Regions from separate parts of the Homo sapiens genome. Here region 1 is linked to region 2. A link is a loop called in an ENCODE intact Hi-C map of the cell type or tissue named here. Cell type or tissue: HCT116. All regions are shown on one strand.

Evidence for each region. A loop is a pair of places that touch in the nucleus more often than their neighbours do. Peaks named below come from ENCODE experiments on the same cell type or tissue, not always from the same donor. Only the 100,000 strongest peaks of a DNase experiment are listed, where the experiment ranks them.
Region 1: a loop joins it to region 2, with 2.4 times the contacts of the local background. A loop is called at or near these places in 3 of 110 quality-filtered maps.

What each region holds. Positions count from the first base shown.
Region 1 is chr1:162,558,305-162,566,304 of GRCh38, reverse strand. UAP1 (UDP-N-acetylglucosamine pyrophosphorylase 1) reads right to left here and starts at 4,583. Exons shown (of 11, transcript NM_001324116.5): 1 at 4,528-4,583; 2 at 1-293. The coding sequence starts at 236. UAP1-DT (UAP1 divergent transcript) reads left to right here and starts at 4,952. Exons shown (of 3, transcript XR_426859.4): 1 at 4,952-5,067; 2 at 5,653-5,830. RefSeq lists silencers at 542-601, 4,095-4,994. In HCT116, no CTCF peak of the experiment used is centred here; a DNase peak (open chromatin) is centred at 4,834; H3K4me3 peaks cover 2,415 bases; H3K27ac peaks cover 1,308 bases.
Region 2 is chr1:162,353,867-162,361,866 of GRCh38, reverse strand. It overlaps NOS1AP (nitric oxide synthase 1 adaptor protein), which reads right to left. Exons shown (of 10, transcript NM_014697.3): 7 at 6,514-6,680; 8 at 4,731-4,907. Among named protein-coding and RNA genes, the nearest start is that of MIR556, 15 kb to the right of the region's middle. RefSeq lists a silencer at 3,898-4,120 and an enhancer at 6,509-7,009. In HCT116, CTCF peaks have their summits at 3,818 and 4,018; a DNase peak (open chromatin) is centred at 3,976.

The DNA of each region.
Region 1 (8,000 bases), 200 kb before region 2:
CTGCCTAATACCTCTCGAGGCACAGGTTCCATTCGTGCATCCACATTCTTTTGGTGAGAAGACTGGTTAAAACCTTCAATGGCCTTTTGGAAAAAGAAGTTCAGCTCCTCAAAGTTCATGGCCTGGAGCTCTGCATAAAGTTCTACCTGTTGGGCTTCTTCAAGCTCATTCCAGAAACGTAGTAGGTGCTCTTGCCCAGCTTTGGACAACGTGAGTTTGAGGTCATTAATGTTCATAATGCTCTAATAGCCAAGCTTTGTAGAAATAGGGGTGTAATGTATGTACCTGTAAACCTAAAAGAGAAAAGTAATTAATGGCATGTCAAAATCCAACCTCCAAAATTGAGGGCTTTTTTCCCCTCTAAAAATAAGAATATTTCAAAACGATGTTAAAAAAATTAACTTCTGCTTTTCCATCACTCAATATTTGTAAGAGATCAAACCTGTAAGACAATAATATGTACCAGGCACTTCTAAGTACTTTACCTTCATGGTCTTGTTTAATTTTCAACAACACTATGGCATAGGCACTATTATTACCACTCTTTTACAGCTGAGAAGACAGGCAGAGAGGCTAAGTAACCTAACCAGTGAGTGGAGCTGGGACAGGAACCCAGGCAGCCTGATGACATGGTTCACACTCTCTACCACACTTAGTTGTCTCTGTATTAGTCCTCTGACCACTAAGCTACCACTGAAAGAACACCTGACTGCTTAATATTTAAATGTTTTCCTTGTATCTCTAATGATAGAAATACTATCATGTGTTGTTGTAGTCAGTATAATGAAATATTCAGGAAGACAGAACAACCTATAATAAGGAAAAATACATTTCATTTCATTAGCAACTTCTGCAAAGAAGCAATAACACATCTATTTTCTCTACTCATTAAAAACTTGGATCCTCCTTAAAGAGACAAGCAATACACATATAACAATCAGTGAATAAGACAAATGTTTTCTAAAGAGCTATATTCTGTGATAATATAGTAAAATGTTAAACTTCATAGTGCTAAAAAATAAGAAAATGGGGAAATATTTAATCTACTTGCCCAATACAGACAAATGCAACAGGAGATAGGTGCTGTCTAGAAAGTTCACAAACAGGCACAATCTAGCCATGTGTTAAGGGTTGGGCAGACTACATAGATAAGATTAGAGGCCAGGCATGGTAGCTCACACCTGTAATCCCAGCACAGGCCTGGGCTCAGGAGTTCAAGACCAACCTGGGCAACATGGCAAAACCCCACCCCTACAAAAAACACAAAAATTAGCCAGATGTGGTAACATATGCCTGTAGTCCCAGCTACTTGGAAGGCTGAGGTGGGAGGAACACCTGAATTCGGAAGGTCGAGGCTACAATGAGGCGTAATCATGTCACTCCAGCCTCAGCAACAGGAAATTCTATCTCAAAAAAATAAAAGATTAGGAAACAAGCAGAGCCTGGTGGCCATGATGAGCAAGCACGTGTGGGATGGAAAGCAGTAAGAAGGTTAACGTATGACAAATGATATAAAATGGCCTGGGGTAGGGCTAGATCATGAAAAGCCTGAAAACTAACCAAAAGAATTTAGACTTCAGAGAATAAGTAATAGAAAGCGAACAGTAGATTCTCAAACAGGGCAGTGTTACCATGCTTTAAAGAGATGAGAGAAAGGAGCAATGGATACAATAGATTGTAAGGAGGGACAACTAGAAGCAGGAAAAGAAGTTAAAAGACAACTGCAGGTATGAAATACCAAAGGTCTGAACCAGATTAGTGGCAGAGAAAATGAGAGTGAAAGGAATAAATTTGAGGGTCACTGTAAAGAATCATCACTGCATTATAATTGCTTCGATGTGAGAGACAGAGGTTAAAAGTAGGTTCTAAAGACACTTATCTTCTCTTCCTATAAGAACAGTGAAAAGTAATACACATGGTAGTTCAGAGCACAATTCTAGGCTAAGCTGAGCCACTTAATTTCCCCATGCCTCGGTTACCTTATCTGTAAAATGAGATTAATAATAGTATCTACCTCACCAGGATCATTAAACATCAAACTCCATTTACAAGCTCAGGTCTAGAGAACCTACATCTGTGTGTTCCCTGAGGTGGTAATAACAACACTCAGCTTTCAATGTTCATTATGGTATTAAAAGGCATTCCTATTGATTTATATAGGTTTCAAGAGTCATGATGCTATTATTTTTTAATTTTAAAAAATCACATTAAAAAAGACACTTGAGAGGAACAGATTTATATTAAATTATTTTCCAAGGAATGTAGTCTTTCCCAAGACCTTATTTATGCTGCTGCTTTGCCTCTGATTTAAGGGAGTACATTGTAGTAGGAAGATCAGCAAGGAACCAGATAACCAAAGAATAGGAAGTCCCTGTTCTTGGTCCTTCTCTATCATTTGATTCTATGCAATCATTTTACCTCCCTGTGCATAGATTTCCTCATGAATATAAGACAACCAACCTTTCTCACATGCCTTCAAGATAGTCAAGAGTAAAGAGTGCTCTGTCTGATAAAAGGCATACACAAACATATTACTATAACATTTTAAGATATAAACCAAACTTTTCCTAAAAGATCATTAGATACTCCTCCACCTTCAGACACTTGGGAAAATGAATCCATGCAAATAAGATACCTCATAGGGCCGGGCGCGGTGGCTCACGCCTGTAATTCCAGTACTTTGGGAGGCCGAGGCGGGCGGATCATGAGGTCAAGAGATGGAGACCATTCTGGCCAACATGGTGAAACCCCATCTCCACTAAAAATACAAAAATTAGCTGGGCATGGTGGCACGCGCCTGTAGTCCCAGCTACTCAGGAGGCTGAGGCAGGAGAATCGCCTGAACCGGGGAGGCGGAGGTTGTAGTAAGCCGACATCACGCCACTGAACTCCAGCCTGGCGACAGAGTGAGACTCTCCGTCTCAAAAAATAAAAATAAAAAAAAAAAGGGTACCTCATAGGTTAAACTTTGATATCTGGGCGTAAACCACTGGTAACATGTGTTCATCTACATGTTGTATAATGTTCATAATGTAACGACCATACTTGAGTTTTGGACAAGCACAATTCATCTATTATATTTATTTGAGGCAGATATAAGCACCTTCATGCCACAAAAATAGTAGCATGTTTCCCATTAACGATGTTTAGAGGCACGTGTAATGGTAAGCAGCAATTAACAGAAGAGTTAAAAGATATGGATTTTTATTTTGACAACCGAAATCTGAAAAAGTTGAAAATCTGCTCGAGAAATTATGACAAAACTTGGTACATGCCCACAGCCTAATCCATCTGCATCAAAATATATGAAAAATTTGGTAATAATCTACCATTATCAAATATATTTTTATTAGAATTTAAATACCAGTATTAAAGAAATCCAGTATTTCTCCCTCCTTTTCTGGCTTCCCCCACCCAGCCCCTATCTCTGCTGGTATACGTATGCCCTCGAAATGAATAAGTAAACCTCTTAAAGCTTTTGAAAAACAGTATCAGAGTTGAGACATAACCACCAACTGAATCCTATAAATGCTTGGCAGCACAGCCTATGAAGTCTTTCTTTGCTCCAGCTAAGTGAGCCAACTGACTAACCGTGAAGGAATAGACAACTGCCTTGAGTTTCCGGCGAACTCTTGGATCCACACCCAGTGAATTTCACCTAAAAGTCCTTAAACTTTTGCAATACCAAATGACACACACATATGATCATAATCCTATTACCTGATTTCAGATTTCATAAACCATGTAGAAGTAAGTGTAGCACAGCGACAGGCCAAAGTTCAAGCAGCCATATGTTCAGCATACGTGTGCTCAGCCCTCCAATACCATCCTTCTGCTTGGCCAAGAGAGGGGAAACCCAGAAATTTCAATTCTCTCTCACTACCAGTATCATGGCAAACCAAACCAAAAAAAAGAAAGAAAAAAGTGGCAAGCAAACAGGTTTTGTCCCACTGTCCTGTCCTCCAAATGTATCCCCTGTCTTTGTCAGACCTCTCAAATCTTTTCCTCATATATTCAAGACACACCAACTCGCTTCCACCTGACAGTGCCAACGATCTCCTGTCCCACTACAGGCCCCCACACTTGGTATAACTGTCCACAAGGCCCTAGCCTGAGAGCCTCGAGGTCTCTACTGCCCACCCGGGAGAGGCCCCACTCCCAACCCCACACGCCTACACGACCCCCTCGGACTCAGACACTGGCCCAGACCTCCTCCCACAACGCCCCCAGTCCATCTGGGGCGCGCTCATTCCATCCCTGGCCCCGCCATCCACCCGGCTGCCCAGCCCACACACCCTCTCGCGGGGTGGCGGAGGATGGGGTGCGACTGCGGGGCGCACGGGCTGGGGTGTGTGTCTGCGGGCGAGCGGGAGGCTCCTCGGCGTGTGCTCGGCTGCCCGCGCTGTGCACGTTCGTGCGACGCGTGTCCACGTCTGAGCGCGTGGCCGTGTGTGCGGTGGGGCCAGGCCCTCCGCCCGCCCGGGTCCCGAGCCCCGCCGTCTCCTCGCTGGGCTGGGAGCCCCTCACCTTTCTCGGCGCGACCGCAGCTACGACCGTCTCCAGCTCCTTCCGCGCGGCCACTCATCGGCGTCCCGCGCTCGCTCCGAATATATACCCTCATCCGGGGGGCCGCGGCGGCGGGGCGGGCCGGGAGCGGGGGCCAAGTGGAGCGCCAGCCCCGGCCACCCCGCCCCTCTCGCCACGACTAGTGGCTGCCGACGCCTGAAGGAGTGGAAGCCGACCGCCCAGACACGTCAGCGCCGGGAGCACAGACGACGACGCGGACGCGGAGGCGGCCGCGGCCCGGGGCGCCGGGGCGGGGCTAGGGATGGGGGCCGGGCATGAAAGGAGTAACCCACCGGGCCGGGGCGGGGCCTAGTGCGTCACTCATTCTCTGGCCCAATGGGAATAGTTCTGGAGCGCAGTCGGCTGGCGTCCCGGTCCCTCCTGCGCACTAACTGAGGGTGAAGGATGTCGGTTGGGTCTGCTAGGAGGGGCCAGGAGCCGGCCGGCAGAGAGCGGCTCGTGGGTCCCAGGACCCCTGACGTCCCTAGGTTGTACTGGGAGGTGCGAGCCCGAGGCTCTTAGTCGGCCCAGCGGCACGGGGCACAAGCGGGCCACAGAGATGGGCAGGGAGCTGTGTCCCCAGGGTGGCGGATTTCCGAGCCACCCACGCGGGTGGTTGGGAAAGGGCGGTGGATTTTCCTGCGGAGAAACTTTCAGGGCGGGCCTGGCGCGCTCTCTGACCTTGGGCTAGTTATTTTGTGTGCAGTTCACAAGATGCCTGGCCGGGCTCCAAACTCGCTCTCTGTTTGGTTGTGTTTTGGCTCCCAAGAAGGCGAAGCCAGGCCTTTTTTCTTTTGCACAAACAGACAGGAAAGGAGAGAGGAAATGCAAGCAAAGGTAGTAGGTAACCTAAGGTAGTATAAGCCCGGGGTCATCTTTGTGAGTTTGCAGACTTAACGTCGCTAGGCCTCAGTACTCTGCAGAAAGATGGTGGAGGACCTAGATGACCTCCCAGGCCATTCCAGGACCAGTGTTTACAGTCCTGTTACATAACCTAGTGTGGGTGTGCACACACAGGTTATTATATGTTCAGCACTGTGCCCTTGGAAGCTATGTTTACATTTAAAGTTGTGTTGCATTTTGCAGCTTTTGCAAGAAGTGGAATATGTTGAAATACGAAAATACCTAGATTTAACATACCACCTATCATAAAGAGATTCAGGCGCCTTTCTTCTACTTTCTTGGGTGCAAAGGCCTTTTCATTCCCTTTACCAATTGCATAATCACCCACTGCCTCAAGTAACAACAGAAAAACTTAAACTTGGTAAGTAATGCTGGTAGATTTACATTCAGGAGATTGAATACTCTCCATCTCTCATGATCCTAGAACTTCCTTCGTTTCTTTGAAAGAAGAATAGTGTAGTGATTGGTTTATAGTGTAGTGATTGGTTTCTTAATCATGGGATCTGAAGACAATTTCAGCTTTATTGCTTGTGATCTTTGGCAAGCTACTTGTGCTATCAGTTTTCTCATCTATAAAAAACAGACAATAAAGATGAAAATGCCATTTGGTGGTTGTATTAAACCAATCGATATAAATGAAGTATGTAAAACAGTAAACACTAAATAACCTTTAGTTATTATTTATTATTGAGCACTTATTAATTCAAACTAGGAGACCCAGATTCAAAATCAGTCTACGCTTACTAACTGTGTGACTTTGGGTAAGTCATTTAACCACTCCAAACTCCAATGTCCTTTTATGAAATGAAGCTAATACCTATTTCACATGGGTATAGTAAAAAATGAGAAAGAACCTAAGATAATGTCTGGAATATTATAGGCATTCTATAAGTCATAGATGAATGACTGAGTAAAGAGCAAAATTATTAGTTAGCAATCCTTTAAAGAAAAAAGATAGAACTGAGGTCCAGCTCAATGTTTTTAATGAACTACTATAAAATCACATTTGTACTTTTACCCTTTTTTGCTGAAGTTTCATTTGTTTGTTATTCTGGTTACTAGGCATAAGAGGGGCCATAATCTCATCTTGCCAGCTAAATGTCCAGAAATGTCTAACACTAGAGTTATTTCTGTCCTTCGAAATACTTTTTATATACATGGTCTTTTAAGAGCTGATTGAAGAAAACAAGGCAACGATGTTCACACTACCTATGATTTTTTGACATTACACCAAAGGTATCAGCTAATGAAGTTAGACAACAGAAATCCTAAGAGGCTTATAAATTAGAAAAAATATATAAGAATTAAAAAATTATTTTTTAAGAATTTTAAAAAGTCATAAAACTACTTCGACTTGCAAATGACAAGAGAGAATACCTGGAAAGCCCTTGAGAGTCAACAATAAGACTAACAAACCACAGAAAAATTTTGGTTAGTGTATTAGTCCGTTTTCACACTGCTATCAAGAGATACCCAAGACTGGGTAATTTATAAAGAAAAGAGGTTTAATTGACTCACAGTTCTGCATGGCTGCAGAGGCCTCAGGCAACTTACTATCCTGGTGGAAGGCACCTCTTCACAGGGCAGCAGGAGAGAGAATGAGTGCTGAGCAAAGGGGGAAGCCCCTTACAAAACCATCATATCTGCCAGGCGCGGTGGCTCACGCCTGTAATCCCAGCACTTTGGAGGCTGAGGCGGGCAAATCACGAGGTCAAGAGTTTGAGATCAGCCTGGCCAACATAGTGAAACCCTGTCTCTATTAAAAATACAAAAATTAGCTGGGTGTGGTGGCACGCACCTGTAGTCCCAGCTACTTAGGAGGTTGAGGCAGGAGAATCGCTTAAACCTGGGAGGCGGAGGTTGCAGTGAGCCTAGATTTCACCACTGCACTCCAGCCTGGATGACAGAGCGAGACTGTCTCAAAAAAAAAAAAAAAAAAACAGATCTAATGAGAACTCACTATCACGAGAACACTATGGCAGAAACCACGCCAGTGATTCAATTATCTCCACCTGGTCTGGCCCTTGACACATGAAGATTATTACAATTCAAGGTGAGATTTGGGTGGGGACACAGAGACAAACCATATCAGTAAGGTAGCAAGTTATAAAATGAACATATAGAAATCAATAGCTCTCATATACACACATTATAACATTTAGAAGACACGATGGTGGAGAAAATCCCATTTATAACAGCAACAAAAAAAATTAAGTATAAATTTAGCGCAAAATGTGCAAAATCTGTGTAAGGAGAGTTATAAAAGATGCCTAAAAGCCACACAAGATATTTGATCAAATGAAAAAATTCTGGAGCTATTTCATGTGTGTTGCGGATATGAACAAATGACTAAATAAATTGATTTTGGTCATTGTGCTGTGGTTATGTAAAAGAATGTTTATGTTCCTAGGAAAGACATACTAAAATATTTAGGGGTAAAAGAATATGATGTCTGTAATTCTTAAATGGCTCAGAAAGATGAGGAGCAATGGCTTACGCCTGTAAGCCCAACACTTTGGGAGGCCAAGGCG
Region 2 (8,000 bases):
GGAAAAGTCCCCTCTTACAGAAGCCAGGAAAAAAATTGAAAGCTTTTTTTGCAGGTACCCAAGTTCAATGGTGGAGTACCAGCAATACCTAGAAGAAGACCTTTGACTCAAATGCTTCCCATCGCAGATCCATTGGCACCAAGTGCCATGAGAAAATGCTCCTTGTACCAGATTAAATAAGAGTTTTACCTCTGTAAACCCAGTTACACTATTTCAGGTATTTTCAAGTCCTGTGAATATGTGAGCACCCACTGCTGCTACTGCCTGAGCCAGCACTAATGAGCCCTCTGCTTCTGCAGCTGTCAAAAGTGGTACTGGGCATAAGGCTCAAACCTCAAGCTGTGGCAGGCTGTGCTGCAGGAGAACCCAAACCAGGCCATACTGAGACAAAATAGCCTGGACTTCTTTTAACTTTGAGGTGCAGCATTTTATAACTATGTAGGCTCGAACTTGAAGCACTGAAACGAGGCAGCGTTACGTGAAACCTTGGTTTGGGCAGTCTGCTACAGCCCTCTGTGCTTTGTTTCCCCATTCATACAACAGGGGCAGAGAGCACCACCTCCTCCCCACCAGATGGGATTTTTTTTTTGTATTTAGCATGCTTTTCTTTCAAAGAATTAAGCCCCTTTTGTAAAAGTAGACCATATTTCTTTCTGGAAAGGTACAAATTAGTGTCTCCTTTGCAGAACTGTGTTGTCTTTGGCAATGAATGTTGTACTTACATACTAAGTCAGTGATGTGGCACAGAGTGATGTGACACTACGGCCACGTCCCGAGTGCCAGGGCTCAGATGTCCAGCTCTGCACTCTGGCCTCATCATGACACACAAAAGTTCAGCCCTGCACCCTCCAGCTCTACACTGCTTTCCCAAACTCTGAAACCCACCCTCAACCCACCCAGCCACACCAGACCATTGGCGCCCTCACTCTCCAGCTTACTTGCCTGGACTCCAGCTCCTCCATCAGAAGTGAGGGCAGGGCCAGGCTGAAGTTAGGGAGTAGCAGGCACATGGAAATGGCAGTGGAGAGAACCAGAGCAATTTGCCCCACCACACACTGGACACAGAAGCAGAGGCAGGCGCCGCTGTCTCAGCATGCACATGGCAGGGACTTGGGCAGTGCATGCCAGCGTGCTGGGGACTGGGAGAAGCCACAGGGACATATGCTAAATAGAGGGCCTGGGGTGGGGATGCGGAGTTTTGTTAGCACTGTTCCTCTAACTACAGCATACATGATTGCGAAGCATAAATAACCAATTCCTTGTTCCTGAACAAACAGAAGTGGCAGCAGGTAGAGGAGAAATCTTTAAATAGCAATACTGAACTGTACTAACACTTTCCTCAGGAAAAAGGCTGGGAATTGGCAAACTGTGAATAGACCTGGCCTACTTAACACTTGCCAATCAGCCACAGTGCCCAGATCAGTTCTGAGACTATGTCGGCCCAGCCCATGGCCATGCAGGTGCCAGCTACATCCCAGCTTCGCTTCGAGGCTTAGCTATACTCTCATTCACACCCTTGAACTTCTGGTCCACCTAAAAGCAGGAAGCTAGTGCAGCCAGGCAAGCCTCATGCTGGGTCGGAAGAGCGGTCAGAGGGACTTGGGTATTCACTACTTACCCACTGAGGTCTAACCCGGAAATACTTAAGAGTTGGTTGAATACCACCTTTGCCCATATACCTTTAAGGTCAGGGCGGGCCCCTTTGAGACCAGCTCAGAACCAATTTAGGGTGAGGCTGGGAGAGGTCTTGCGGTCTTAGACCAAATCAGGACACTGTGAAGGAAACCTAAGCCTGGTCCCCATGGCAACAGCAGAACTAGACTAGTCTGTGGGAAGAAATGGGGGTGGTGGGGGGGGGACGACATAAATAGTGCAACAAGTGACATCAAGGGTACACTTGTCTGCAAGAAACTGTCTTTATCCTTAGATTTTTATCCAGGAACAACATAGGAGGATTTGGATGCTCTCCGAGAGAAGGAAACTATTCCCACCTGAAAGGCTGAGGTCATAGTTTTACTCACTGGAATTCTGGGGACTGCTGGTAGTTTAATAAAGACAGACAGAAGCCTTGCAGTTTGGTGGCAATAGAGTCTGACAGAACAAGTAAGAGCTGACCTCGTGCTGGAAACTGAAATCAGCCCCCCCCCGCGTAGAGAAACCAAGCTTGCTATACTTGGTCTATTTCAAATGTGTGAAAGATGCCAAGAAGACCCACCTATTAATCCAGCTACATCTTACGTAATTGTTTTTACCCAAGGATATAGACACTAGTAAAAAAGCCCTTGAATTAAACACTACAAAGAAAGTGGAAGAATGAACAGTGTGCGGAGAAACCTCTAACTGAAGGTCAGTTTAGGACCGAATCCGTCTGCAGGACAGGAGAGCTGAAAGCCAGCTGAAATGTACAATATCCCTGCTGTGGTCCTGGACAGCAAAAGCAAGATGCGAACAGAAAGAAGGTAGTCAGAGACAGATGGGCATGGCAGACAGAGGTACAGGAGTATGTTCAAGAACCTATCAGATGACCCCAACGTCCTATCTGATGATTTTGGAAGCCTAAGACTCTCCCTAAAGTCATCTCACAAATGTGGGACACAGATGCAGTATGGTGGCCTTTTGATCACCACACTGCTTGTATTGAGAGTCAAGCAGGGCAACTATATTCAACAGATTCCAAGTGAGTGAGAGGCTAAGGGTGCTCAGCCTGTGGACATGTGGAACCGAGAGAGGCTCATGAAGCAAATCTCTAATACCACACCCTTTCCTTCCCCTAGATTCATTGTCTTCTAGGAGAGACACAATTAAAACAGGGCCAGGGCAGGATTTCCCATGGAGACTGACAATTGATTCTATACCAGAAAACTACTCTTAAGGTTTCATCCTGACTGTAGTAGACCTGTGATAAGTTACATGTCTTGTTGCTTTGGAGATTGAATGCTTCCTTCCACCGCCACAACACTATTGTGTGGATTACACATTTGCAAATAGTTTCTCTCTAGTACTTAGCAGTGACTTCGAATTCAAATGCCTCCCTGATAAAATCATATCATGAATATGCATCAAGCCCACTCTTAGATAAATAATAATTACTTGGCAATTGATACGCTGCAAAATAAAAGTATTATGTTCTGTATTCAATGGGAAACTTGTGGAAATGAAATGAGTCTGAGAATGGACCCGTGCTGCAGTGCTTAGTCTTTGTGCTCCTGTCAACTGTCACACTAGGGAGGGGATTCTCAGACTGCTGTGCCATCATTAACTACAGGAGATGGATTCTTTTATTTGACAAAGAGAAATGATTTTTTTTCTCCAAATATAAGAAGCCATTAATGACATTCCCCCTCTCTGTTGCTGTTTTGGGAACACCTGCAAATCCTCCTAGCATCACGAGATATCCTTTTGTTTCATGGTAAGACTTTTTAAAAAGACTCCGATAACTTGAGAGCTGTGTCCCATTGACTCTACTCTCCTGAAACCTGGCTGCAAAAGTCATCCATGAGCCTTGCATCTCAGGCCCAGGTCAGGAGAGACCGTGTTACAAGAAGGTCTTCTTCAAACCCTGAGTCATAGCAGATCCTGTTATGGCCAGGACGCCGGATGCCTCCTCAAGGTGGAAAGGTGGAAAGGATATCTCTGGCTGGATGATTCAGTCCACTCAAGAGCCAGGACAAGAGTAAGCAGAAGACATAACAGAGAGCAATAAGTGCTCCCTGGAGAAGTCTGCTCCCCGCCATTCTAGAATGCAGAAAACCTAAGTGGTCAACAGTCTGGTCAAGCAGATTTAGAATGTTGATGCAGGCTGCCTTTCCAGATCCTTTACCAATTCTTCCAAGCCCCAACTGCCCCGTCTCCTAAGATCTTCATGCACTCATCAGGCCCTGACCCTGCCTCTCGCCTCAGGATTCAGCCTTGGGTATGAATGAATGTCTTCACCATTCCCTGAGTGCTGGTGGTAGAGAGGGAGCTCAGACTTCCCAAGAAAGATGTGGACTACAGCGCCCTCTATAGAAAGCAAACAAGAAGAATCCCTGCTGAAAGCAGCAAGGGAAATCAGCTCACCCTCCCCTATAATGTAGCAGCCCCCGAACAAGTTTTTTGGGGTACAAACACCACCTTGATTCTGAGATCTAAGCCAATTCTTTTCATTATGGCTCAAATAATACACCTAAATTCCTGTAAGTTAAATCCTACAATAATGAATTCCAATCAAATACTGCCTGGAATAAGTAGATCGTAATGAAGGCTGGGAAACCTGTTATAGACACGGAGACTGGGATGCTAGGGTAGTAATCTTTTTACAACAGTGTTTGGCACAAATTCATACTTTAAGCTGTTTTAAGAGTGGTATCATAAAGCCACAACTGTTCTGACTCCAAAGGCATCACTTTCCACCCCAAATATCAGGAAAGTAAGGCAGGAAAGGAAGGGTGGAATTGTGTGCATCTTTTCCCTTGGTCAGTTCAAGTCATTAACAACATTCAGCCAAGCCAGCCAAGCCCAGCTCAGAGCAGGGGATACATGGGAAACCAAAATGTGCCTCTCCATTTCAACTGCATCCCCCATCTATCCCCCTCCCGCTGCCCCCACTCCCCAACAAGCAATGATCCAATAGCATGAGCGATTCCTTATGACTCCCTAGATTTTAAACCTGCCCTGAGCCCCTCGCTAGGGAAGGTGCATCAAGCCCATGAGAGTGGAGCCTGCGAAGTAGGGAGGAGGCTGAGGAGAACCTGGGCCACAGCCACTTGTGTCTGCTGCTGCTGCTGCTGGAGGAGCTGCTGGAGGAGCTGCATCTGGTGGTGAGTGGACAGCGGTGTCTCTGTGCCCAGGCCTGGAGGCTTCGAGGAAGAAGAAGGGAGCAGCATCCTGGGTGAGGCTGTCAGCATGGGCTCCTGGGGGTGCGAAACCTGGAGGAGAAGGAGAAGACAGGACATGACATGTGGCAGGAGCCATCTTGAGGGGCCTCCCTCTCTTTGGCATGCACTCAGGAGGAGCAAATTGGCACACTTACAACCCATAAGCTGACAGCACTATATCTTCAATGGAAATGGGAGTAGAGGCCCAGAAAGGAAATGGTGTAGCTGCCTGGGCTGATACCACACAGTCAGAAAATCGTAGGGGGACTAGGGGGACACCTCGGTAACTGACCCCGATGGGAGACTGATGGCTGATACTGCTCCATCTCTTGCCCACCACTTCCAATGATACCCTGTCACTGAGTTCCTTGAGGTTCTAGACTTAGAAGAATCTATTTTAGGAAAACGTAGCTTCCATCCACCCTACCATGATAACAGGAAGGACCCAGCTTCAATCCTCTACTCTGCTGTGTCCTTAGGGCTCCCTCCTCCAGGGTCTGAGATGTTCCTTCTCCCTTGTTGGGAGAAGCGTGGAGCTGGGTCCTGGAGGAAGGGGCCATGTGAGGGGGCTACCTCCTGCCCTCCACTGCCTCTGGTGAGAACCATCGGCAAAGAAGTTTGGATCCTAAAATATATAATGATCTGGAGAGATCCTCTTAGATGAAAGAAGTTCCTGTGTCCTTCCCTCCTTTCCTTCTGTCTCCCTCTCCTGTGGACATTTTTACCAAGATGGCTTCTACGATTCATAGAATTCCATGGCAGGGAAAGACATTTTGTTTCTGGCAGTTCTGCTGTGGGGACTTCTTCAGACATACACAAGGAAGGCCCCCAGTGACACAGGGCTGTTTCCACTTGTAGAGGATAAACTGGTTCCAAAGGAAACGTCAGGCAGCTAGTTTAGAACTGAACTGCCCTCCAAACCTCCATGTGAGATAAGATATGAATGTTAAAGAGAGAGAGGTGCCCTGATATAAACCGCCTGGGAATCTAAGGGTAGAGCTATTGGTCAGTAATTTTGCTTCTGGGTTTAAAACATTTTTAATTAGCTTTGGCTTCAGGTTGGAATTTGATCTCAAGTTCTTAGTTTCTTAATTGGATCACATTAGGAACCCCCAGATGCCACAGTCATCTCACCTATATGATGTTAGGTTAGAGCTGATGAAGACTAAGGTGGTCTCTCAGTTTCTGACATCCAGTGGGCCAACTTCCAGACTCCAAAGTGCTATCCACAGGAATTACCAACGGTATACCACCGCTACTGCAGGCAGAGCGGGCCCAAACTGACTTTGCTCTACTAGCTAAGTCACAGGGGAGTCTGTGTGTGTGTGTGCCAGAGTGAGCCTTGCAAAATACTGTGCAAAGATGAGATGCTGTTAAGGGAAGAGGGTGCCAGGGAGTAGGAGACCAAATATTGGTGGGATTTGGGGAGGGCGATGTGTGTCAGGAATCAGCTCCACAGCATCCTGGCCTGCAGCAGCATCTAGTGTTCAGACCCTCTGGAAGTCAGACCTTCTGAAAGGCAATGAAGTGCGCTCTGGCACCGCCACTGTGCCATGGAGTGCCTCACTCGGAAGCTGAGCTGGCAGGGGCTAGGAAGTGACTGATGACCTGAGGGCACACGTGTGCAGATCACACAGATGGGCCATCTCTTGCCTACCTTGGAGCCTGTGTGAGAGCCTCCTTCCTTCCCTACAGCATCTAGATCAGTCACACCTCGGCTGAATTCCAGGACATCATTCCCTGGAAGTGGGACCTCCACCGCATCGATGTCAGTCTCCTCTGCAGTGGCCGTGGAGGCCCTCTCGGCTCCAGTGAGCTGGCGGCCTGCAGGAACAACAGGGGAGGGAGGGAAGAGAATGAAAACACCGAGAACAAAGTCCTCCTTTCCTAATACTTTAGCTTTCAGGCATGTTGAGCCTAGGGATGCCACTGGCTTTGTAACATTTTCACACATCTTTTCACTCAAGTACGTTAAAGTGCATTTCCAGCCCAGTAAGATGTTCTCATCTTAGTATCTTTTCAAAGTCCAGAAAAAAAGGCAATACTTCCTCAAGCCTGGATGTAAAAGTTTTGCCAGGTTCACAGGAATATATTGACAAGGTACACTGGAAGAAGGGGATGCTGATCATCTCCATGTCATCGCAGCTCAGGAACGGAAGCAGTCAAGGGAAAGGGCCCTGGCCCGGGGGTCCAGAAATGAGGAGGTTGGGCCTCCAATAAACTGCTGGACAAGAAGCAAATCCCCTCACTCTCTGGGCCATGTTTCTTTAACTACAGAATTAGAAGCTCAGTTAGATGGACAGGTAGGGTTCCATGACTGAGGAATAAGGCAGGGAGATGTGAGGCTGCATTTTAACACAGTATCAATCTCCCAGCCCTCAGAGCCTGATCCTCTCACCAACAGCAGAAGCCAGGAAGACGCCTGCAGGAAGTGGCACGGGGAGGAGGAGAGAGATGGGGTGGCTGCTTTTCCATGCTTCCTTATCTAATTTTTCTACTTCCCACATTTCTTCCTTTCCACTGAAGACAATGGCCATGTCTTTACTTAATATTTAACCACAGGCACAGCATACTGCTTAATACCAATGTATGAAAGCCCTGCTATTTCCTACTTATCTTCCTTCCTTGATCCTATTTCTGGGATTCTGTAAAAACATCTGACAACTCCTGGGCATTTCATAGGAAATATTTTCATTTTCTATATTTGCAATTAGGTTAATTACTGCCGTCTTTAAATAAGATTTCTCATGAGTTTTCAGAGACCACGCACCAATTATAAAATGGAACAGGTGGATGTAAAGCAGGAGACACAGAGCTGATGCCCCAGTGCTGAAGCTAGCCCAGGCAACCAGGCCTTGGCCATTTGAGTGCTTGCCTTGTAGAACAAATTGTTCTAAGAAGTTTTCCTATGCAAACCTACACAAGTCATCAAGGGAAACAAGCCTGGCATTTAGAAAGTAAACAGTGGGCTTGGTTTTCTTCCTGGCTACTCCAGGAGCTGAGGAGACAGTCCTGTGGAGGGCTGCAAAGGCGTTTAACAGAAAAGATGGTTCTGACTGCAGCTAGTGGGGGCAGGGAAGGGGAAGCTCTTCTGCCCCTTGGTCAGCCAGTAGGCGGGGAGCACAGGGAGCAGCCTGCTTTCTA